3 separate regions of the Homo sapiens genome follow, and all the other regions are linked to region 2. A link is a loop called in an ENCODE intact Hi-C map of the cell type or tissue named here. Cell type or tissue: IMR-90. All regions are shown on one strand.

The links. A loop is a pair of places that touch in the nucleus more often than their neighbours do. Peaks named below come from ENCODE experiments on the same cell type or tissue, not always from the same donor. Only the 100,000 strongest peaks of a DNase experiment are listed, where the experiment ranks them.
Region 1: a loop joins it to region 2, with 2.9 times the contacts of the local background. A loop is called at or near these places in 8 of 110 quality-filtered maps.
Region 3: a loop joins it to region 2, with 3 times the contacts of the local background. A loop is called at or near these places in 2 of 110 quality-filtered maps.

Annotation. Positions count from the first base shown.
Region 1 is chr4:26,085,642-26,093,641 of GRCh38, reverse strand. All of the region lies in intron 2 of LINC02357 (long intergenic non-protein coding RNA 2357), which reads right to left. Among named protein-coding and RNA genes, the nearest start is that of LINC02357, 19 kb to the right of the region's middle. RefSeq lists an enhancer at 4,843-4,952. In IMR-90, no CTCF peak of the experiment used is centred here; a DNase peak (open chromatin) is centred at 4,951; H3K27ac peaks cover 1,785 bases.
Region 2 is chr4:26,138,368-26,146,367 of GRCh38, reverse strand. It overlaps a transcript of RBPJ not described here. Among named protein-coding and RNA genes, the nearest start is that of LINC02357, 72 kb to the right of the region's middle. RefSeq lists an enhancer at 6,284-7,053. In IMR-90, no CTCF peak of the experiment used is centred here; a DNase peak (open chromatin) is centred at 4,227; H3K27ac peaks cover 3,175 bases.
Region 3 is chr4:26,028,575-26,036,574 of GRCh38, reverse strand. No RefSeq gene overlaps it. Among named protein-coding and RNA genes, the nearest start is that of LINC02357, 38 kb to the left of the region's middle. RefSeq lists enhancers at 6,027-6,609, 6,610-7,191. In IMR-90, a CTCF peak has its summit at 7,652 (motif pointing left); DNase peaks (open chromatin) are centred at 3,824 and 4,244; H3K27ac peaks cover 1,469 bases.

The sequences.
Region 1 (8,000 bases), 53 kb after region 2:
ACCGTCTATGACTAAGTAAAATTTCCTGGCTAGACATCTCTTTAACCCCCTGTAAATTGGCTTCTTTTTTTCACCACTTTGATAAAGCTGCTTTGGCAAAGGTCATCGACGGTTTTAATTACCAGAGATGATGGCAGATTTCCATACCTTTCCTTTTTTTTTTTCTAGAACTCTCTGCTGCATGTGCTACTGTTGGTCTTTCCTCCACCTTGCAGAGGTCCTCCCTGGCTACCTATGAGGTTGCTTCTTGCTCTCTTCCTATTTCCTTGAACATTTCTTCTCTGTCTCCTTTTGCAGTCACCTCCTAACCACCTAAAATTCTTGTTCACCCCAGACTTGTTCTTGTTTTATTATTTTACTGCTTTCTTGGAGATATTTCAGTCAACCTCAATGTTTTAATCTTCATCTGTTTTGGTTATATGTTGCTACAACAGACCACCTGAAATTTAGTGGTTTCAAACAGTAACAAATTAGTATCTTCACAATCTTTTGGGTTACCTGGGTGAATATTCTTTGTGCAGTATTGGCTAAGGTGCTAACAGGGTTGATTGCTCAAAAATAGCCTCACTCATATAGCTGAAAATTGGTGCTGGCCACTTTACTGAGACAACTGAGGACCTTACTATTCTTTTTCTTTTTTCTTTGTTTTTTGACAGGGTCTCACTTTGTCACCTAGGCTGGAGTGCAGTGGTGTGATCTTGGCTCGCTGCAGCCTCGACCTCTCTGCTCAAGCAATCCTCCCACCTCAGCCTCCTAAGTAGCTGGTGAGACTACAGGTACACGCCACCATGCCTGGCTAATTTTTGTATTTTTTGTAGAGACAGTTTTCCTCATGTTGCCTAGGTTGGTCTTAAACTCCTGGGCTGAAGTTATCTGCCCACCCCAGCCTTCCAAAGTGCTGGGGATTATAGGTATAAGCCACCACAGGCAGCCATTATTCTTCTATATACTACTCTCCTCATGGCTGCTTGAGATTCCTTACAGATGAGGGCTGTGTTCCAAAAGGAAGGAGTCTGTGGAAGCTGCTGGTTCTCATAAGACAGATTTTAAAGTTCCATCTGACACTTCTGCGCTATTGTATTGGTCAACACAAATCACAAGGCCAGCCCAGTGGAAATAATCTACATTTATTGATAGGGAGTGGTATTTGTATGCAAGGAGGGAAGCAATTGATAGTGGACATATTTGGAGATTATCTACTATGTACTCTCATGTGCAAAATTCACTCCTCCCTCAAATTCTCATTCCATATGGAATCAGCTCCAAAAAAAAAAAAAAAGGAATCAGCTCAAAGTTTAGGACAACATCAGTTCAAACAGGCATTAGTGAGGATGAGGCATCCCTGGTCTACTCCTTGAATATAGCTTTTCAGCTGTGGTTTCTTGGATGTGAAGATCCATGAAACAAAAAAATCAGATGAGGCTGGGCGCGGTGGCTCACGTCTGTAATCCCAGCACTTTGGGAAGCCAAGGCAGGCAGATCACTTGAGGTCAGGAGTTTGAAACCAGCCTGACCAACAAAACCCAAAACCCCATCTCTGCTAAAAAGACAAAAAAAAAATTAGCTGGGTGTGATGGCACATGCCTGTAATCCCAGCTACTTGGGAGGCTGAGGCACAAGAATTACTTGAACCCCAGGAGGCAGAGGTTACAGTAAGCCAAGATCACACCACTGCACTCCAGCCTGGGTGAAAGAATGAGACTCTCACAAAAAAAAAAAAAAAAAAAAGTCCCAGTGATCTCAGAAGCTAACATAAAATTGTGGAAAAAAGAGAATAAAGCAACAATGTTTCTGCTCAAAAAAAGATGAAAACAGGAGACACATGGCCCTACTGTTCTTAGCAATTTTGAAACTCAATTAGGCACATATGGCCATTTTCTCTGATTCCAGGGGTAGAGAACATTCCCTAATTAAGAGTTCATTTCTGAACGGTATGGAGATTCCTTAAAGAACTAAAAGTAGAACTACCATTCCATCCAGCAATCCCACTACTGGGTATCTACCCAAAGGAAAAGAAGTCATTATTTGAAAAATACACAGGAAAATGCATGTTTATAGCAGTATAATTCACAATTGCAAAAATACTGAACCAATCTAAATGCCCATCAGCCAACAAGTGGATAAAGAAAATGTGGTATATATACCATGGAACACTACTCAGCCATAAAAAGAGATGAAATAATGGATTTTGCAGCAACTTGGATGGAGCTGGAGGCCATTGTTCTAAGTGAAGTAACTCAGGAATGGAAAACCAAATTCTCACTTACAAGTGGGAGCTAAGTTGTGAGGACGCAAAGGCATAAGAATGATATAAAGAACTTTGGGGACTCCGGGTGAAGGGTGGGAGCGGGGTGAGGGACAAATGACTATGTATTAGGTACAGTGTAAACTGCTTGGATGAAGGGCACACCAAAATCTCAGAATCACCATTAAAAAACTTATCCATGTAACCAAAAGCCATTTGCACCCAAAAACTATTGAGATAAACATTTTTAAAAATTTAAGCAGTAAGTATAATAATAATTTGAAAAGATCTGGAAGTCTTTGATCCACGCGGAATAGCGTATAAACTCTTTTTTTCAGAAAGCTGTTTGTCAGCAAACATCGTTATGTCCCCTTCCAATGTTATCAAGAACCTAAAACATGTAAGATGCACATAGTTTCAAATAAAATCAATAAACAATGAAAAGAAAGCGTTTGTTTCTGCTCCTTGTGAGTGATTTTCCATGGCTGTTAGCTCTTCCCTCTGGAATCTTGACTTCTCCTTCTAAATTGCCCTTCCTCTCCTATAAGAAATGCCCTGTGTTTGTAGCCTGCTTCTTTCATTAGGAAGTCTAGGGTCCTGGGACCTCTTTTTATTTTCCACTATCTTTCCCTTTGAGTTAAAGCGATATAATTCCTTTAAAAAATGTTGTGGGCTTCCTGTGTATCAAATTATAATCCATACCTAAGACAAAAGAATATCTGTAAGTCTCTTTGAGACAGAACCCTCAAGTCAGTGTGTGGTGAGGCAAAACATTTATAATTCTCAGAAGTGCTACTGTCTGATTAGGAGGGTCTAGAAAATCCCTTTAGCTATTTGTCTAATTGGGAGGTCCATGAGGCATCACTTTAAATCTTGCTGATATTTCAACAAAGGTTCTCACAACCATAGCCCTGATCTGTTCTTTACCTGGAAGCTATGTTTTCTTGGATTTGATTTTTGTCCTTTGGTCATTTCTTACTTTGGGAATCATTTGTTTTCCAGATAATCTGTGAATATAAAATTGTTTAAAAAGATTCCCATCAAGCAAGCCTTGCCTTGGAAATATTGCCTCTAAATTCTGCTTGAAAACCAATCAGTTCTTTCTTAAGCTCATCTCACTCCTCCCTACTTAAAAAAAAAGCTGCCATTCTGCTTGGAAATCTTCTTAGCCAGATACACACATTTATAGGTGTTCTTTCTATCTTTCCTGTCACTGTGGGCAACATTTCACCAATTATTCTGCCAATCCATAACCATGTCCCTGTTAAATTAAATTTGGCCTTAAGCGTCCTCCACACTTTGAATCCTATTGCAACCTAACTTAAGAGTATATTCTTGTAACAAATAGCTGAGTCTCAGCCAACCACGGCAGCCAAGCTTTCGTTAATTGCAGGCTGCCAGCTCCCTGTAACGTCCTTGAGAAAAGAAATCACATCCTAAGAGAAGCTATGTTATAGTGATATAAAGCCCATAATCTGGAGGCGTAGTGTCTGCATTGACATCTCATCTCTACTGTTTACTATCTGGATAATTCCAGGAAGGCTACATAGCCATTTGGTGCCTTGTTTCTGCATCCATAACATAGGCATAATACTAACAGGTAAGTACCTTACAGGTGTGTTATGAAGATTAAATGAGTTAATACATCTATTTTAAATAAGCAGTATCTGGTACCTGGAAGGAGGATAGGAAACACAAGTTATTCTTATTAACGATGATGATTTATTCAGTACCTAGTGCTTAATAAATACAGATGCTCCTGATACTAATAGGTAAGTACCTTAAAGGTGTGTTATGAAGATTAAATGAGTTAATATATATATTTTAAATGAACAGTGTCTGGTATCTAGAAGGAGGATAGGAAATGAGCTATTCTTAATGTTAACGATGATTTTATATTCAGCACCTAATGCTTGATAAATACAGATGCTCCTCAACTTACTATGGGGTTTCTTCCTGATAAACCCATCATAAACTGAAAATATCATACACTAAAAATGCATTTAATCCACCTAACCTACTGAAGCTCATAGCTTAGCCTAGCCTGCCTTAAACATGCTCAGAACACTTACAATGGCCTATAGTTGGTCAAGCTCATCTAACACAAAGCCTATTTTATCATAAAGTGTGGGAAAGCTTGGCGATTTATTGAACAGTGTACTGAAAGTGAAAAACAATATTGTATAAGTACTCCCAAGTATAGTTTCTACTGATTATGTATCATTTTGGCACCACCAAAATTAAAATATCAGAAGTGAACCATTGTGAGCCTGGGACTATCTATGGTTGTTGGCTTGAATTCCTTCTTTTTTCTTTTTAACTCTAAAGTGCAACCTTCCATTTTTTCACCAAGTCCCACAATTTTCTGTTTAAGTCACAGATTGTCTTGAACATTTGAATGGTGGGATTTCCACCCCCCACACCTGCTCCACCCACCCCCATTCCCTCTGACCTGGGGACAGCTGAAGAAGTAGATGACATCCAAAGATACACTTCTATTTGCCATCTCTGCACTGGGGAATGTCTCCTTGGCTGACTCAAAGGTTCTTCCCCAGCACCAGCCAAATGGAGATATAATATCAGTCAGTTGCTACTACTTCCTCATCTGCCCACATCCTGAGCAAAACAGGGGAATTCTTCACATACCCAGAGGAGTCCCTAAGGTAAATAGTCAAATTTCAATGCCTAATTGCCAACTATGATTCAAAGATAATGTAGCAATGAAAAAGCATGTGAGTCCCTTGCCATAAAAACAGCTCTTCAGAGGAAGGGAGTGTCCCCTAAGAGCCACAACTAGCCAAGAACCAGAAATAGCGAGTTTGTTTCTTAGCTATGTCTCTAGTTTCCTGTATAAAAATAAAATGAAGTGAATCATGTTTGCTCCCTAATCCCCACCAGCCTGGCTGCGCCAGGTGTCGGGACGTTTTCCTACAGCCCTATTCTGAGAACCTCTTCCTAAGATCTCCTGTGAGAGCCCAAAAGGAGAAGACTGGCTCCTAGAGCTCCTCATGGGAGCGCAGCATCTGAAAGGATGCCATCAGTCTAAATGGCCTGCTCCTTTTTCTTGGTACTTTAGAAAATATGTCTCTTTATACAATGCCAACAAAATGATTTGGTTATTTAAAAAATACAATATAATAAGATTAAAACACTTCCCTACAATGATAACCTATATCAAAACAAAAGCAAACACAAGAAGTAATACGCCTTCTCTTCATCACATAGAATCACAGGGTTTCATACAGATTCAGCCAGGAACAGCCTGAGATTACTTTAATGCAGTGCTTCTCAGTGAGGGTATTATAATAAGTTGAGGCTTTCTGGCTCCTTCTCAGGACCAGTAATGCTCGGCTCCCCTGCCTTCCTATCCCCAGGTATTGCAACAGTCAGATAGACTTCCACAAATTTCCAAACACCATCCCACATCCCCTGTCTCTGGGCACAGTACCACAATCCTTGCTCGCACTTGCCCCATTTGAATATCCTGCACTGAGAAAAGTTAAGCAAGGCCAGGCGCGGTGGCTCATGCCTGTAATCCCAGCACTTTGTGAGGCCGAGGCGGGCAGATCATTTGAGGCCAAGAGTTCGAGACCAGCCTGGCCAACATGGCAAAAACCCCATCTCTACTAAAAATACAGAAAAATTAGCTGGGTGTGGTGGTGCATGCCTGTAATCCCAGCTACTCAGGAGGCTGAGGCATGAGAATCATTTGAGCCTGGGAGGCAGAGGTTGCAGTGAGCTGAGATCACACCACTGTACTCCAGGATGTACTCCATCCTCGATGACAGAGTGAGACTGTCAACATTTTGTTCTCCATTTTCCAATGAGGAAACTGAGGCCAGAGTAATTAAGCAGTTTTGTCAAAGCTCACATCATCAAGTAATTGAACTGCAATTTCAAAGTCATTCTTATCTCAGTATGTTGTGCTGCCTCTTATAACCCCAGATGGTGCCAGGACAAGCACAGATGTGGGTTTTAATTTAAAACATTTATCGAGAGACTTCATGAAGTCTTAGGAATCACTTAGGAATGCCGTCGTGGTCAAGTGACCAGTTAATGAAGGGGCTCCCCACACTGACGAGGAAACCACCAATGGGTTGAGATAGTCCCAAGTGAAACTGTCCTGCACCGATTATTTCCCTAGCAGCATCCATGGCTAGCAGCATTCCCTAGCAGCATTCCCACGAGGGATCTTAGTGGCCAAGCAATAGTGTTTCTGCATCTCTGGAAAAGTCCACTCTGACTTTCAGCCAGAAAATAATTGTCTATGTTCATAAATTGGCAAAATACATTTCTTGCTACAATAAACAGGACTGCATCTCAGCAGGGGGTGGGGGAGCCTTTGGATAACTCTCCCTAAAGCTCCCTGCATCTTTTTGTATTTTCTGTCATCCCTGCAACTCACATAAACATTGTCCAGACCTCAGAGATATGACATTAGCTGGTTCTTTTTTAGTTGATTAGCTCTTCTGATATATTAGTAGATTATCAAAAGCAGTTTCAGTATGTCATAAAATCTGTTTGGTATTAAGTTGTACATGATGTGTTTTTCTCCATCTAGCTAAATAGTTTCCTTCAAATCTGGACCAGATGAGCACCCTGGGACTTGCATGAGCTCATGTGTGTATCTGCGTGGAATGCAGTACGTTGGGTCCCATTGGATGTGTGAGCATGTGTTTGGCCCCAGTGGAAATATCCTTAGGCACCGATGCCTCAGTTAGGGAAAAGATAAAGGCACAAGCTCAGATAACACATCTGCAAAATGTTAACGTCCTGGTGGTGCTCTCTATTCGAGCCACTTTTCCGGTTCTGTTTGATGGCTAGTTTAGGCAAATTGTGACGAGCATGAAATTGCCTTGATTCAGCAGCCCCTTGGGACGGGCATCTCATCCCTGCTCCCGCTCACTGTGCCTCTTGCTGCCGCAGGCTCACTGAGGCTCCATAGCTGGCTCCTGCTCATTCATTCAACAGGTCTCTTTTGAGCACCTATGATGTGCTAGGCACAGTGGAAAGAGGAGACTAAGAGCAGCCCTTGTTTCTGAGATATGGAGGAGGGTATAGAAATGTGAACCGACAATTGTGTTACAGCAGGATAAATATATCTACTGGAGCAGAAGAAGGGTCCAGACTAGTCCTGGGGAGAAGTGTGGCTCAAGAAAGCCTTCCTGGAAGGTCTACCCAGGAGCAGAGAGTTGAAGAAAACCCAAGAATGAGAGCTGGCGCTGGCCAGCTGTAAATAAGAGAGAGGTACCCCTTCTGGCCAGGAGCAGTCTCCTGCAGGCCATGCAGGTTGGCAGGCCCAGTGTGAGCTGTATTTAGTCTCTCCTCGTCCTCTCAAGTAGTGCCCTTGAGAAGTCAGCAACCTGCACAACCTTCCATGGGATCCTGGGATTATCCATGCCTTTTAGTTTCCTAGGGCTGCTTAACAAATTATCACCTACTGGGTGGCTTAAAACAACAAAACTTTATTCTCTCATAGTTCTGGAGGCCAGAAGTCCAAAATTAAGGTGTTGGCAAGTCCATGCTCCCTCTGCGGGCTCTAGGAGAGAATCCTTCCTTGCCTCTTCCGGCTTCCAGTGATTCCTCTGGGCAATTCTTGGTTTCAGGTTGCACTGCATTGCTCCAATCTCTGCCTCTGTCTTCACAGGACTGTCTGCTCTGTGTCAAATCTCCCTCTGCCTTTCTCTTATAAAGACACATGTCATGGGATTGGGGGCCCACTCAGGTAATCCAGGACGATCTCATCTTGGGATCT
Region 2 (8,000 bases):
TCAAGGGTCTAAGTTCATCTTTTTGCATGGGATAGCTGATTGTCCCAGAACCATTTGTTAAAAAGCCTCTCTTTTCCCCAGTAAATTATGTTGGCACTTTTGTTGAAAATCAGTTGACCAAGGCTGGGTGCACTGGCTCATGCCTGTAATCTCAGCACTTTGGGAGGCCGAAGTGGAAGGATTGCTTGAAGGCAGGAGTTCGAGACCATCCTGGGCAACATGGTAAAACCCTACCTCTACAAAAAATGTTTTTAAATTTAAAAAGTAGCCGGGCATGGTTGCATGTGCCTACAGTTCTAGTTACTGAGGAGGCTGAGGTGGGAGGATTACTTGAGCCCAGAAGGTCAAGGCTGTAGTGACCTATGATCATACGATTGCACTCATCCTGGGTGGCAGAGTGAGATCCTGTCTCTAAAAAACAAACAAACAAACAAAAAATTGACCAAAATAAAAGAACTTATTTCTAGACTCTCAAGTCTGTTCCATTGATCTATGTGTCTATTTGATGATTTTCTTTGGTATCATTTGTCTCTTTAATCCTTCTGAAATTTATTTTGACTCATAGTAGAAGTTTAGAGCCCAACTAGAGGTTTTTCTCCTCAAAAGAGCTAATGAAGATCCCAGCATCATTTATTAAATAATCGTCCTTTTCTCCATTGATTTGCCCCATTTATCAATGGTTAAAAGACATTTACCAAAACCTCCTCCGTATTATTCTGACTGGTCCCAGTTCTTCCCACCCAGCATTTTAGAAGTCCCCAGTCCTGTGTTGTTTAACCAAATGACAAAAATTGTCCCTGCCTCTAAAGAGCTTACGTGGGCAATTACAGAAGAGGACATTGATATGTTAGGACAATAAACATAGGACAGATATTTGCACTGGACTCGAAGATTAGTGCATTTGTAGAACAGTAACTGACATGAAGGGATTCTCAGGGGAGTTTCATGTTTACTTTGGGTGGGGCTGTGGACACTTAATCTAAAAGTCACCCAGCCTCTGCTCAGATCACTCCCACCTGTTTGTCTGACACCATCTTAATCTGATGGTGGTTGTGGGGTTTTTAAACACTAAATGGCTATGAAATTCTGCAGAAGACTCCACCCACTCCAACAGAGTTTAAAAGTTCAACATTTTTCTCAATAAAGACACCGAAGGCATAGTTGTAAAATTTCCAGAAGACCTAAGTCTGGGACGAGCAGCTTGTATGACAGGTGATCCAATTAAAGTTCAATTGGTCTTGACAGGCTGGAAAAACTGTTGAAACCAGGAAGATGAAATGAAACTCAGAAAAATGTAAACTACTACATTTTCATTTTGTCTCAAAAAAAAAAAAAAAAAGAAGAAGAAGAAGGCAGGTTGAGGGAGACTTACTAAAAAGAATCTGAAATTTTCAGTTGCCTGAAAACCCAGTATGGTTGATTTGACTTGGACCTGTTCTGTCTGCAAGGCACAGTGACATAAATTCGAGTGAAGACACATATAAAAGAGTGAAGAAATCACAGGGAGGGAAGGGAGACTGGAATCAATTTCACTGGCTCCGGAATCAAAGTCAGGCTTCCCCAGTCTGTCACCCAGGCTATACAATGGAACTGCATTGCATGTGGGACTAGATCAAAGGCAACAACAAAAGAAAACATATTACAAATCTTGAGGTCCAAATTTCCCAAGTCATCAGCTACTGGGGTGTGGGTGGCTAAGCCTAGGAATGAACTTACTCTCTTTTTGCATTTCAGCCATACCTATCCTCTTTCTGGAATTTAGAAGGTTGGAGGATAGAAAGAAATGAAAGAATTTTTAGGCTGGGTGCAGTGACTCACATCTGTAATCCTAGCAGTTTGGGAGGCTGAGGTGGGTGGATCCCCTGAGGTCAGGGGTTTGAGACCAGCCTGGCCAACAAGGCGAAAACCCATCTCTACTAAAAATACAAAAATTAGCTGGGCATGGTGGTGCATGCCTGTAATCCCAGCTACTCGGGGGGCTGAGGCAGGAGAATTGCTTGAACTCAGGAGCAGAGGTTGCAGTGAGCCAAAACTGCACTACTGCACTCCAGCCCAGGCGACAGAGTGAGACTGTGTCTCAAAAAAAAAAAAAAAAAAAAAGAATTTTCTTACTCCCTCTTATGCTCTCTTCCCCTCTATAAAAAAATTGAAACAAATAAATCATTGACAATTTATTTAAATCTTGAGTTGCATTTTGCAACTTGTTTATACCTATTATAGAAGTGATTTTATTAAAAATTCAAATTGCATGAAAACTTTATAGATATCTTGTACACTAAAAAATATTTTTATTCTATATACACTGTTTTGTGGCCTTTTGAAATTTAACACATAATATAAAGTTTATCTTTTCATTAGATATTTTTCTACAATAATGTCTTTTGACTGTTTTTAGCAATGAACTATTTTTTAATGTGAATCTGTTTTTTGTTTGTTTTTTGAGATAGAGTCTTGCTTTGATGCGCAGGCTGGAGTGCAGTGGTACCATCTTGGCTCACTGCAACTTCTTCCTCCAGAGCTCAAGTGATCCTCCTGCCATAGCCCCCAGAGTATCTGAGACTACAGGTGTGTGTCACCATGCCCGGCTAATTTTCCTATTTTTTTGTAGAGACGGGGTTTTGCCATGTTGTCCAGGCTGGCCTTGAACTCCTGGGCTCAAGCCATCCACCTGCCTTGGCCTCCCAAAGTGCTGGAATTACAGGCATAAGCCACCACGTCCAGCCTTAATGTGAAAGCTTAATGGTTATTTATTGCTGTGTAACAAACCACCTCAAACTTAGTGGCTTACAAAAATAACAATCTTTTAGTCACTCATGATTCTGTAATTTCTGTAGGCTCAGCAAAGAAAAACCCATCTCTTTTCCACATGATGCTGGCTGCAGTGGCTCCACTGGAGCTGGAAGAACCACTTCCAAGATGGCTCCACTACAAGTAACACAGGGCCCTGGAAGTCATTCATTGGAGGAACTTTGGCTTTTACGCTTTGCGAGATGAGGGTTTTGAGCACAGGAGTGACGTGATACAACTTACCTGTTAAGAAGATTTCCTTGGCTGCTGTGTTGGGAATAAATTGAAAGAGGGATGAGGTGTATGGCACAGGGGGACTGGTTAGGAAGTGACTGCCATAACTCAGGTGAGAGACAAAGGTGGCTTGGACCACTGAGGGAGCAGAGAGATAATCAGATGGGATTGAATTTGGATTAACATGCATCTATGCTGGCTTCTCCTTATTTAATCATATTATTATGAAATATGAGTTAATTTCAGTGTAAGGTTTGAGGTAGTCATTACATAGTGAAATGCTACGCCTATAATCCCAGCACTTTGGGAGGCCAAGGTAGGTGGATCACCTGAGGTTAAGAGTTTGAGACCAGCCTGGCCAACATGATGAAACCCCATCTCTACTAAATATACAAAAATTAGCCGGGCATGGTGGTGCCTGCCTGTAATCCCAGCTACCTGGGAGGCTGAGGCAGGAGAATCCCTTGAACCTGGAAGGCAGAGGTTGCAGTGAGCTGAGATTGCACTACTGCACTCCAGCTTGGGCAACAGAACGAGACTCTGTCTCTCTCTCTCTCTCACACACACACACACATACACACACACACACTCAAAATAGACAAATGCTTCTTGAATGCCTATTCTTTCTCCTGTGCCTGCACAGTGCAGGAAACTCACTGGATACACAAGAAGTGTCTGTAGGTTGACCCCAACAGTTCACTTAACTTAGGTGACATCTGAGCATCTACAAATGAAGACCTTGGTCATGTCCTCTGATAAGGCATGTGTGATACCTGTGAACACTTTGCAATTTAGATTCCTTCACGATAGAGCCAGCTCTTCCCCATCCAAGAGCCTTCTACTCCCAACTAGAGTGTACCATTTCCTAATGATCCTGTTAAGCCGCCACCTTCCTCTCACCAGCTGCCCAGTGAAGGCCCAACAAATGTGGATTGAGCTCAACTGCATCCCACTGGCCTCCACTCTGGCTGGAATGATGTGGAGTGAGATTCTTTAGATCCAATTCCTGGAGGCCTCTGAGTGGTGGCATATCATCCTGGGCTATGTGTGTCTTTTTTCTTTTCTCTTTTTCTCCCTTCTGGGAGACTCCGTGTTCTGCAGCTGTTACATCAGCCAGCTGCCCAGCTGCCAGATGAACAGAAGATTCAAGTTGGTGACTACTCACATCTGTACTTCTCAAAAGCAAACAGAACAGATGCCCTTAGCAGTGGGGCTCCTGGGCTCAGGGCAGGGGAAATGTACCCTGAAGGGGGAAGTTTCCCTTCTAAGAGCTGACGGAGCCACTTAACCACGGCAAGGAACATCGTGAAACAGAACATTAAACTTTGATGAACTGCAAAGCCTCAGAGGTTTAAGCTGCGAGTCAACAAAGATGTTCTAATCTATATAAACACTCTGCATGCAAATTCCGGCACAGCTTTTTGCCTTATTTGGATGGTGTTTTTGATTGCTTCTTTTGGGGGAAGGGGCTCTGAAGGCAAGAAGAGATTCTGCTAGAAGTAGAGTAGAATGGCAGGAACTGGAGGCTGGGAAGGGAAAGGGGGAGGAGAGGATAAGGAGAGGTTGGTGAATGAACGCAAAATTACAGCTAGACAGGAGAAATGAGCTCTAGTATTCTATAGCTCTGTAGGGTAACTATAGTTAGCAGCAATTTGTTGCACATTTTCAAATAGCCAGAAAAGAAGACTTGAATGTTGCCAACACAAAGAAATGACAAATGCTCGAGGGCATGGAAATGCTAATTATCCTGATCTGATCCTCATACGTTGTATGCATAGATTGAAATGTCACTCTGTATCCCATAAATATGTGCAATTATGTGTCAGTTAAAAAAAATAGATGCTGTGGTTTTCTTATTAACTTGGGGGTAGGAAGTGTTCCTGGGCGTTCCGGGCCTGGCTTGGGTCCTGCCCTGGGGCCTGTGCTGCAGCCTGGCCTTCCTGGGTCCTGCACTTAGAGCTTCTTCCCACCCGCAGGAGTGGGGTAGGAAGTATCTGAGTGCTGGGCTCGTCCCTGGCCTGCCGTTACATTCTTTCTCCTGAAGGCTTTTAGCCCAAGGCCTAGTGCTGGGTTAGAGAGGCCAGAGTTGGAGCAGGAACATCCACGCATGAATAACAACTGCAAGAGCAAATTGATTATTTACTGTGGGCTGGACACACCCTCTGAGGACTTATCCTTTCATTTAATTCTCAGCACAGCCCAGAAAGTAGGTAGGATTATTGGCCTTGTCTTATAGACAAAGGGGCTGAGGCCCAAGATAGTAAAGGGAGTTGCCCTGGGTCACACAAATCCAGGATCTACCCCAGACAGTCTTATTCCAGAGTGTGGATTCTTAACCATCTTAACAACCTGCCTGGCTCTCATTCTTGGAGCAGAAAGAGGAGATGAATTGTTCAGAGATGTTAAGGGAAAAGAAAGCAGAGCTTTTCCTTGCTATGTTAGAATTCTCCTCTGCCATTCTCAAATATTGCAAATATTTTATTTATTTATTTATTTATTTATTTATTTATTTGTGGAAGGGTCAGTGTCCCAGATTGGGCTCGGGCATCCACTTCTCCCTGTGGCTCCAATTCTGCCTCCAGGAGCGGTCCTTGGCCCAGACCTAACTAATCAAAACACTAGGGCGGTGCTGGACCCAGACCTAATTAATCAAAACGCTGGTGACCATCCTGGGATGAAGTCAGGCCAATCAGAGGCAATGTGATTTGGGGGGTGGGGGGGTGGGGCGGCTTTGGCTTGAGCTTCCAGGGCAGTAGTCTTGCTCTTTTGTCACTGACTGTGAGCCAGGGAGGAAGGATGTAGCCCCTGCCCATCGGGAGCCATTTTGTCACCACGAATGGAGATCCAGTCTGAGAATAGAATCAACGCAGGGAGGAGAGCCAAGTTGGGGGAGAGTGACACCAGATCCTGACCTCATCCTTTGGGCATCTGAACCAAGCCATGTACTCTTCAGTTATGTGTGCTCATAAAATGTTATTTTTGCTGATGTCAGTTTGGGGCAGGTTTACTGCTGCTTGTAACCAAAAGAATCCTAGTAGAGACATGAAGCCTTCAGTACATTTGTGGTTTGTGCCACAGCCTGGGCTGTCACTGGGCAATTAAGGAGGCCCCTGTGTCCTCTTCCCAGCATGCAGCAGCCTAGGGGATGCCAATCAAGGCTGTGGTAACAGTATTAGCAAATGCTGTGTGACATTTACGTAGTACTGTTCCAAGTGCTTTTATCCATATGAGTTCACTGAAGTCACCACTATCTCTAATTTTTTAAATGGGAACTGGAGGCCCAGAGAGGTTGGAGAACGTATGCAAGATGACACAGCTCCTAAATTTGGGTGTAGTGGGGCTGGGTTCTAAGGCAGCCATCATCAGGGGTATGCTCTCAGCATTCTGTCCCACCCCTCTCATGACCTACAGCCAGAGAACAGAGGCTCCAGGTGGGTCTGTGGGACACAGGAGCATCTTTGTAGAATATAGAGTCTTCTTAAAAATTTCTTTAATTCTTAAAAATTAAGTACAGAAACATGAGTGAAAATTCAACAGCCTCTGATTAAGGAAATTCTTAACCACTGAGCACAGGCAAAGACGCTCATCTCTTTGGCTTTCAGTCTGACTTACTGATCCACCCATGTCACTGAGAGGAACAGAAAACAGAGGCCCCTGTGGCCCCACTCTGTGCAATGCCAGGCTCCATTTGCCTCTGCCTGTCTCTGCCTCATTTCTCCAGGCTCTGCCTTGCCCAGAACCCAGCAGAGGCCCACTGAGTGCTCCTGGGTAAGGCTCACCTGCTGGGAGGCCTCAGCACAGCCCCAGGGGGGACACAGCTTCACTGAGCTGCAGGCTGTGACTGGCTCTCATTCTGTCTGCATCTCCAGCTGGGAGCCCGCATGCCACTGTGGATGCTAAGTGTTGAATTAAAGAAAGGGGAAGCCTTGAGCTTCTACTTTGTTCCTGGCCCCTTCCCTGCCCCAGTACCCAACCCACTGGTCCCTCGCAGAATCCCAGCTTTTTTTTAGTACCCAATAAATAACGAAGGAGCTCAACAATGGGCTGGGCACTACACTAAGCACTTAACATGAACTTATTCTTCAAGAAAACCTTATAAAGGAGGAATTATTACTTCCACTGCCCAGATGAGGAAACTGAGTCTCCAAGAGGTTCTTAGAGGGCAGTGGCTGGAATGTGTTGGAACCAGAGATTGGGTCTGTGGCCGTGTGCCTGTGAGCTTATGCCTTGGGCAGGGCTGTCTCCCTAACTTCTGGCTGCTGTGATGGGCTCCCGCCTCTCGGAACCTCAGGTGCTGGCAGCTGCCTGGGTTGTCCTGAGCTGGCCCAGCCCTTTGGATGTCCGGGATTGTTGGCTGTTACTCCATTGGCCCACCTCCCTCTTTCCTCTTGAGCGCAGAGCAATCTCAGGTGGTCCTAATTATCCCCAGCTTCTTGCCTAGCACTTCATGGAACCCCTAAGCCTTGCTCTTCTCCAGTCCTGCTACCAAGACAAGCTGAAGTCATATACTGTCTCCCAGGTCAGCAAGATTGGCCCTCAGGCCTCATTCCTTCTTGTTCTTTGGGGCAGGATTGGAGCATGAGGAACAGATGGATAAGAGGCTGCTTCTAAGCTGCTCTCTAGTGTCTATGAAGTGGTTCATGTACTCCACATTGGTCACTAACATGGGACGGCCTCTGCCCTCAGCTTTGGGGCTCATTCTAAACATGCTCTCTGGAAAGACTCAGACTCCAGAGCAGCGACATTTCTCTGGCTGTGTTTGGTGGGGATTACCACTCCCAGCCAACTCTTGATTATCTGTGGGAGAAGGGAAAGGATAGACATCCCCAGGTAACCCTGGAACTTAGTTCCGCCAACATCTCTGAGGCTCTTCTGTTGAGCCTCTTTCCAGAGCAGCTACCAAGAAGTTAAACATGTGGGCTTGGTTTTCGCATCCTCTCCTCTTTTCATCCCTGCTCTGCCTTTTTTTTTTTCTCTAG
Region 3 (8,000 bases), 110 kb after region 2:
TGATTTGTTCATTCATTCAGCAAGTCTTTATTGAGCACCTACTATGCACAGACACCAGGGATGAAGTGGTGAACAAGGTAGCTGAAGGCTCAGCTATTGAGAGCAGACCTGGTTGTCTGAGAACATGGGGCAGCCTCATCAAACTTAAAGGACAGTGACTGGGAATGCCAGGAGGACATTCATTTCCTAGAAACAGCATTCCTCATTTCCCGCAGCTCTGCTACTCACATTTGCCCTTCAAGTACGGGAAGCCTTGACCCAGAACTAGAGAATCACCACCCATCACCTCTCACGGGGACCATTCATTGCAATGGCTAATCTCTCTGCCTTCCCCAACCTCTCCCTCCTCTCCAAATCCATACTGCTGCTAAGATTCTACAGGGTTGGCCTGGCTTGGCCGTGAGTCGTGTGCTGGCCATTACCCACACTCCCAGCTACAATGCAGCTACAATGTGCACATGGAAAATTCCTTTCCCAAGGCTGTGCTCAGTGCCAAAGTTTGTGTTCTCAACAGCAATGCTCAATCGCCTCCAGATCCCAGACGATATCACCTCCAGGGGCTATCCTCCAGTATGCCCCTCTTGTAATAACAATGTAAATCTTTGGAAAACAATATAGAAGCATGAAACAGCACACTGCTTATGATTATTTTTAGGTAGTCTCTAAGCTGAAATCTAGGGGCCACTCACCAGAAGACGGTACTCTTTGGCACTCAAATATATAAGAAGGCTTAGAAATAACAGTTTATTCAATCTTACTAGGACAATAAGAAATAGTGCCAAGACAAGAATAAAATGCTGTTCATATAGGTTGTTCATATAGGTTGAAAGACAACGTGGTAGGGGAAGGATATGGATTTTGGTATTCTGTAGACCTGACTTAAGATCTTGATCTTATTGTTTCTTTACTGTGTAAGCTAGAGCCAGTCACAGAAATATGCACCTCAGTTTTCTCACCTGTAAATGAGAATCAGGCCTATTTGTAGGGTTTTCTTCAGGAGTAAAGGAGTTAAGTATAAACTATGTGACACATTGGAGGTGTTAATCAGTGATCATTTTTCTCATTTCTTGTGCACTCTTGCAGAGGTTGTGGTAGTAATGATGTGAGCACATACTTGTGTGTACATATGTATGCATGCACGCATGTGTGTTTGAGTGTGTGGTCCCAGCTCAAACCCATCAGGGATTTATCCATGTATGACTGGATGTGTCTGGTAAAGGGGAGGTGAACATCCAGGAGTGGATTTGCAGGGAGGTATGCTGGTGGAAGGTGGATGTGGGAATGGTTTGGTCAGATGCTACCAGATGGGGGAATGGGGAGTCAGCCTTGTACAGTGCTCCTCGACCTGGTCTCAGAGATAGTGTCTGAGGAGGGGCTGAATGAATTATTTTTATAAAGGACTGTTATAAAGAGAATGGCAGGGTGGAAAAGGCATCTCTCCACTTCTGAGTGGGCTAGTGAGGTTCAGTCTCAAGGAGGATGTGGGAGTGTTCAGTACCACATTGACACATCAGTGTTTTCAGCCTCAGGGTGGCAGAAGACAGCAGCCTGGGCAGAGCAGCATTCTCAGGCTGGGAGACGCCCCTTCTCAATGGCTTTTGGATGTCAACCTCAAAGTTTTTCTTATGCTCATAAGAAATACCCACAGAGATGCACAGAAATTACAGTGGGACTGTGTGGGGAGGAAAGAGTCTTACTTGATAAAGCAGGGGTAATATTTGGGTTATTACTGTGAATGTGCTCCATGGGCTGGTCCTGGGCCTCTCCGCCCCAGATCCATTCCTTGAATTGCTCCTACTGTCTATTACAGGGGGCTACCCTTGCAGGCTGTGTTTCAGAGGCTCCTAGAGTAGTGGGTTCTGGCCAGGTGCAGCCCATAAAAGGCACTGGCAGGAGATGAGGGGTTGGAAGGAAGGAAGAAGCCAGGCTTCTGCTCTTACTCCCTCTCAGTCTTGGGTGGCTTCTCCCTCAGTGGCTCTGTCTTCTCCATGGCTCCAGCTCCCATCAGACAGGTCCATTATGACTGTAGTTTGTACCATGTCACCCTGGTCTCTGGACTCTATTAGTTGGTGTCTTCTCTTTGCCTCTCCAATCTCAGAGAAGTAGTGACCTCCTGCCATTGCTCATCCCTGGGCTGTTGCACTGTTCCCTTTGGTCCTCTGCCCTTCCATCACCAGCATAAACCATTGCTTCTGTTGTAAAACCTGGAAATGGTGTCTGCTTTTCCATTTAGACTCTATGGCCATACTACCATCTTTCCTATAGTCTGGGGAGGCCTGAGGAGTCTCAGGTCATATCTATTTGGATATAAATGTAAATGTGGAAGAAGAGGACACTTATAAATTTTATGAGATGCTAAAAATGATTCTCACTAGAGTTATTCAAGTCTTACTAATCCCAGTGTCTCCCTACCCCAGCATCCCCAGGACAGAGCTGGCTTGTTCCAAAACTCAACAAGATGATTCTCTGGTCTTTTTTCCTCAACTTTAGCTCATAACTCTGATTCACATGGTTTGCATCCCACTGAGCTTAGGGTGTCCAAGTCCATTTAAGATGTACTTCCCTTGTGGGTTGGCAGTTACAGTGATGGCTTCCAATGGAGCCAGGGCTTCCTCCTGTATCCATACTCTTGTCCAGTCCCCACCCACATTGACTTGGAGCTTGTACGACTTGCTTTTGCTAATAGGACAGTAAATATCCCATGTGCTGTGCATCAGGGGAATGGGACAAAGTGTGGCCTTTACCTGAGGGTGCAGGACAAGAGACAAGACTTGAAAAACCATTGTGAGGTCAGCCTTTTCCTCTCTCTTGCTGCTTTTAGAACCCAGACACCATGTGAAGAAGCCAAGGCTGGTCTCTGGAGACACATGGCCCAGCTAACAGCCAGCATCTGTTGCTAGAGAAGTAAGGCTAACTTAGACTATCCAACCCCATTTTGAGCTGTCAAATGACTGCAGCCAGAAGAATGACCCCCAGGTGAGATGAGCAGAAGAACCACCTAACTGAGCCCAAACCCAATCCCTGACCCACAGAACCCTGAGCAAATAAAATGGTTGTTTTCAGCCACATAGTTTCGAGGCAGTTTGTTATGCTGCAAAGGCTAACTCACAGAATTCTCTTTCTACTTTCTGTACTTTTCTACCAACTACCAGTACTTTCCTCCTCCTAACCAACCCTTCTAAAAAACAGTACCCTCTGCCCCTCCCCTCTCATAGGCACCTCAACTGACCTTTCACCAAAGAAAAACTCACCCTCCACTCAGAGCAAGCGTTCCATCAGCAAAGACCCAATGACTGTCCCTGTACTGCTTCCTCTCAAGAGTTAAGCCTTGACTTCACTGCATGTAAAATTTCCTTTAAAAAAAATTCTTTTTGAAAAAAATGTGGTTTTGCTTCCAAACGATGTTCCAAAGCTCTCTGGCTCACCAAGGAGTAATCCCTCAGTTGGAAAGCATAGCAATGCTGCTATTTTAGAATGGCACCAGGCCTCTGGCTTCTTGATTCAGCCAGGGCCGCTGATGCTTCTTCAGGGAAAACTAAAACAACTGCTTAAGATATAGGGACTTATCCCTAAGGGATATTTCAGAAAAGAGAGGCCTTCTGCCTTATTTCCATTCTTCCCCTTTCTACCCAACCCTGTGCTCCCCAGACAAAGATGGGTCTTCTTCCTCCTGAGCAACTGAACTTCTAACCTGCTTAAGTGGAGGCCCATCTGTCATCCCTGACCCTGTGGCCTCCCCCACACTCGTCCTAATTGTTCTCTGATGAAGGCTGAGCGTAAGCCTATGTAACACTGCAAAAATGCACGGCTGGCTGACCAAACATTAGCAAGAGAGACAGCTATGAAAAAACAATATGCCTGTTTGCTCAACCTCCCTTTCTGCCGGCAGACTAATTCTGGAAATTTTCCCACTCTCTGAGGGAAGAGGTGCTTGCTAATCCAGCCAAGTGTCAAAATGGATGGTGTTTGAACAGCTTCCTTTGGCTAGAGTTGTTTTTCAGATGGTCCCTTGGTAGAAACTCTTGTGGGTTCTGTGCAGAAGACTTCTCCCCTGGACCCAGTAAAGGGGGCAGTTAGGGGAGGGGTCACTTCTTATGGTAATAATTGCCTTATATCAGGCACTGCTCTTCCCCAAGAGATTAGCTGGGGCACAGGTCAGTCTTGATACACAGAGGGTGAGGAGGCTGCTTCGGGCACTGGAGGCGACTCATCTGCAACGAGGAAAGGAACTGAGGTTTGAGAATGGAATCAACAGATTCAGAGGCCAAGCCACAGGACTGATGTCAGCTGTGACCACCTCTCTGGAAATGCATTCAGGATCCAAGATTCCTAGGCCTCACCAAGGTGGGTCAAAGAAGACTCACGATGACAGGAATAGACCTGGCATGGTTTGCGTCTCCCCGTCCACCTACAAGTTCCAGGAGTATTCCCTCCTGGTCTCCCTTCTCCAGGGAAACCTTCCCTGTCACCTTCCCAGTGAGATCAGTCCCTATAATCTGTTTATCCATTTAGTCTCTCCCTCCTTTGGGCCCCACTGTATCAGGAACATTCTCCCATCTAGTACTTCTGCATGTTATGACACTTACTTGTGATATAGGTTTATCTCCTTCTGAGGAACTCTGGCCTGCTACAGAGAGGGGACACGTCTTATTTACTCAATATCCTCTGATAACCAACGCGATGTGTGTACTTAGCAGGACTGAGTAAATGCTTACTGAGTGGGTGAACAATCCTATTTTCCATTTAACTCAGAGCAGGTAAGAGTGTGCAAGGTCACCTAGCAGGTGGGTGCCTGAGCCTGGATTTAGACTCAAGTTTGTCCGAATCTAAAGCTTGTGTCAATTCCACTACTCCACCTTTCCTCTCCAGTTAGTTAGCCCTGCCTCCCTACACACACACACACATGCACGCACAGACCACAGAAGAGAGTGGATGAAATTATATAGAGTGTCAGAAAAAGAGATGACCTAAGACATTATGGAAACCAACTCATTTATTTAACGAAGGAGGAAACTGAGGCCAAAGAAATTCAATAATTTGTGTAAAGTGCTGTGCTCTGGGCTTTGGGCCTACTTAAAAGCTGGATCTAGGTTTATTCCTGTTGATAACCATATTCGATTTAATTATTATTTTTTTTTTTAGGTGGAGTCTCACTCTGTAGCCTAGGCTGGAGGGCAGTGGTGCCATCTCGGCTCACTGCAACCTCCACCTCCCAGGCTCAAGCGATTCTCTTGCCTCAGCCTCCTGATTAGCTGGGATTACAGGCGCCTGCCACCATGCTCGGCTAATTTTTTGTGTTTTTTTTTAGTAGAGACAGGGTTTCACCACGTTAACCAGGCTGGTCTTGAACTCCTGACCTCAGGTGATCCGCCCACCTCGGCCTCTCAAAGTGCTAGGATTACAGGCCTGAGCCACCATGTCCAGCGTCATATTTGATTTAATTTAATCCACAACCGTACAGAAGATATGTAGCTGAGTGAGTGATCCCAGCCTAGCTGGGAAATAAATACACACATATCTAAATACAAGGCAGGATGTGAGAGATTCAGAGTGGTGCAGGCGTTAGAGGAGGGAGAAGTCTCATCTGACTTAGTAAACTTGAGAAAGATTTCTCATAGGAAGTGATACTGAGATGAGCCTTGAAAAAGGACTGGAAGATAGAAAATTCAGGTGGGGACACGGCGCAGCAATGGCATGGCAGTGTGAAAGCATGGGCTGTGCATCCGAAGAATCAGACAAAGCGTGGTCCTTACCTGAAGGTGCAGGACTGGAGACGATACTGTATGTAGGGTGGACTGAGGTGTGCTGGGGAGTGATGAGAGTAGAGATAGATAGCTGGAGCTTTAACAGAACAATAAGAGAAAGAAGAAAAGCTAAGTGATTTGGACCTGATGAGAACAGAGTTCTTCAGACTGCAAGACAGGGGAAGGGGGATCCCATTTCAAGGCAGTAACATGCTTTCTCTTCCGGTTCCCACTCTCCCTGTTCTCCCTAGATATCTGGCTGCAGGGGGAGGAGGCGTGATGAGATGGGGAGAGGGGAAAATTGTGGGCAGATTCAACTCGGTTACAGGAGGAATCCCAAGAGACACCCAGGCAATGCTGAGCTTTGGTCATTCAAAATAAGGTTATGCAGAAAGTTCCTGCCTGAGAGGCCAGACCATTATTCTGAGACGGGATTTTTCAAATTCTTCTTCCTCTTCCCTTGGTATTTCAAGGTGAATCCTAAAGCGCTGAGCTAGGGATTTCCAAAATACACAGCTGGATACCAAAGCCAGTCACTAAGGGTTCAGGGGAGTCTGGAAGGAGGAAATGTGGAGAGAAAGAAGTCAAGGGAAAGCCCACCGTGCTTTTTCTGTACCTGGGAATCTTTTAAAAAGAGAAGGACGTGGACTGGCTGAGAATAGCCAAGACATCAACAGAGTTGATGGAAGACCTGGCTTTCCCATCTCTGGGCCCGCAGAGGGACAGCGTTAGAGATGTCACCCTTCAGGACTCCGAGAGGAAGCCACTTCACAAGCTGCCCCCTAAGAACCCAGGCTGCAGCCCCGGAAAGGAGCTGCGTTATGGTCAGCCTGGGGGCTTCCCAGAGCTCCCTTCAGTCCCACGGGGCACAGATGCTGAGTCGGGAACCAGTGGACCCACCAGTGAGCTTGCTGTTATGAGACAAGGTGACCGCCCGGTCACGCCCAAGGGCTGGACCTCCCCAGGAACAGACTGGAGAGCCATTGGGGGATACGGGGAGAGCTCTGGGGCTGCAGCCCACTCGGGGCACTGCCTGGGCTGGAAGAATGGGCCACACATTCAGTACTGGAGGCCAGGAGGTCCAGCACGACACAGGCCACAAAAGGACGTCTCCCCAAAGACCAGCAGGCAGCAGCTGGCACACAGCCAGGGACCTTCATGGGACCAAGGAACCCACTGCTCTGCTGCCACGGCGGGGAAAGCCCCCTCGCTCCCCATATCCCTGCCTCCGCAGTGAGAGACAGAGCAAGCAGCAGCTCTCAGAGACACTGAGCGCTTTTCCTAAAGACCCAGCACTTTCTGCAGGGTTTAAAATATCAGCTCAAAGTTTAACTGGATTGGACATCTCATTTATCCTCCCATCCCACTAACTAGTGGGTGAGGCTCAGAAGAGAAAGACCAGATTAGTTCTAAGCAATATAGTGATCCTCCGTTTTCCCTTCGCATCCGATGTGCTGTAGGAGATATATTTGTACAGCCTGGTGACTATCAGTCCTTGGGACAGCAGGGCCAGCCTGGGGAGGGCCCCTGCGGCGGTGGCAGGGTGGGCTCTGCTGCTCTGCCTCCCTGGCAGGGCTCACTGCGGCAGAGTAGGGAGGCCTTGTGGCGAAGGTCCTGAGCAAGACGTGGGGTCTCCGTTCCACCAGGGGTGGGTGGGGGCCGGCCGGGATGGAGGAGAGATTCAGGAGTAGAGTGGGAGGCTGTCCCAAGCGCCTTAGGCCTCTAGGGAGCAGCGGCCTGCCAGGATGGTCTGGAAGGCACGTTCACCCAGGCCCGGAGGCCGGGTTCCCCTGGCCTGGCGGAGGTCCCCTGGGACGCCCCTTCCAGGGGAAGCTGCGATTCCTGTCTCCGCAGCCCTGAGCCTGAGAGCGGAGCGGAGCGGGCCGGCTTTGCGAATGGCGCTGCTGCCCCCTCCTGGGTGGCGCCCGGCAGGTGCTGCGTGCCTGGAGCGGCCTTGCCTGTAACCCTCAGGGTGAATCCCCCGAGGTCGGACTCCGCCGCCCCGACGCTGCCCCTCCTCTGCATCCGCACGTAAAATCACCCAGGCCCATCCCCTCTCTATATAAAATCACCCAGGACCATCCCTTCTCTATATAAAATCACCCAGGCCCATCCTCTCTCTATGTAAAATCACCAGGCCCGTCCCCTCACTATATAAAATCACCAGGCCCGTCCCCTCTCTATGTAAAATCACCCAGGCCCGTCCCCTCTCTATATAAAATCACCCAGGCCCGTCCCCTCTCTATATAAAATCAC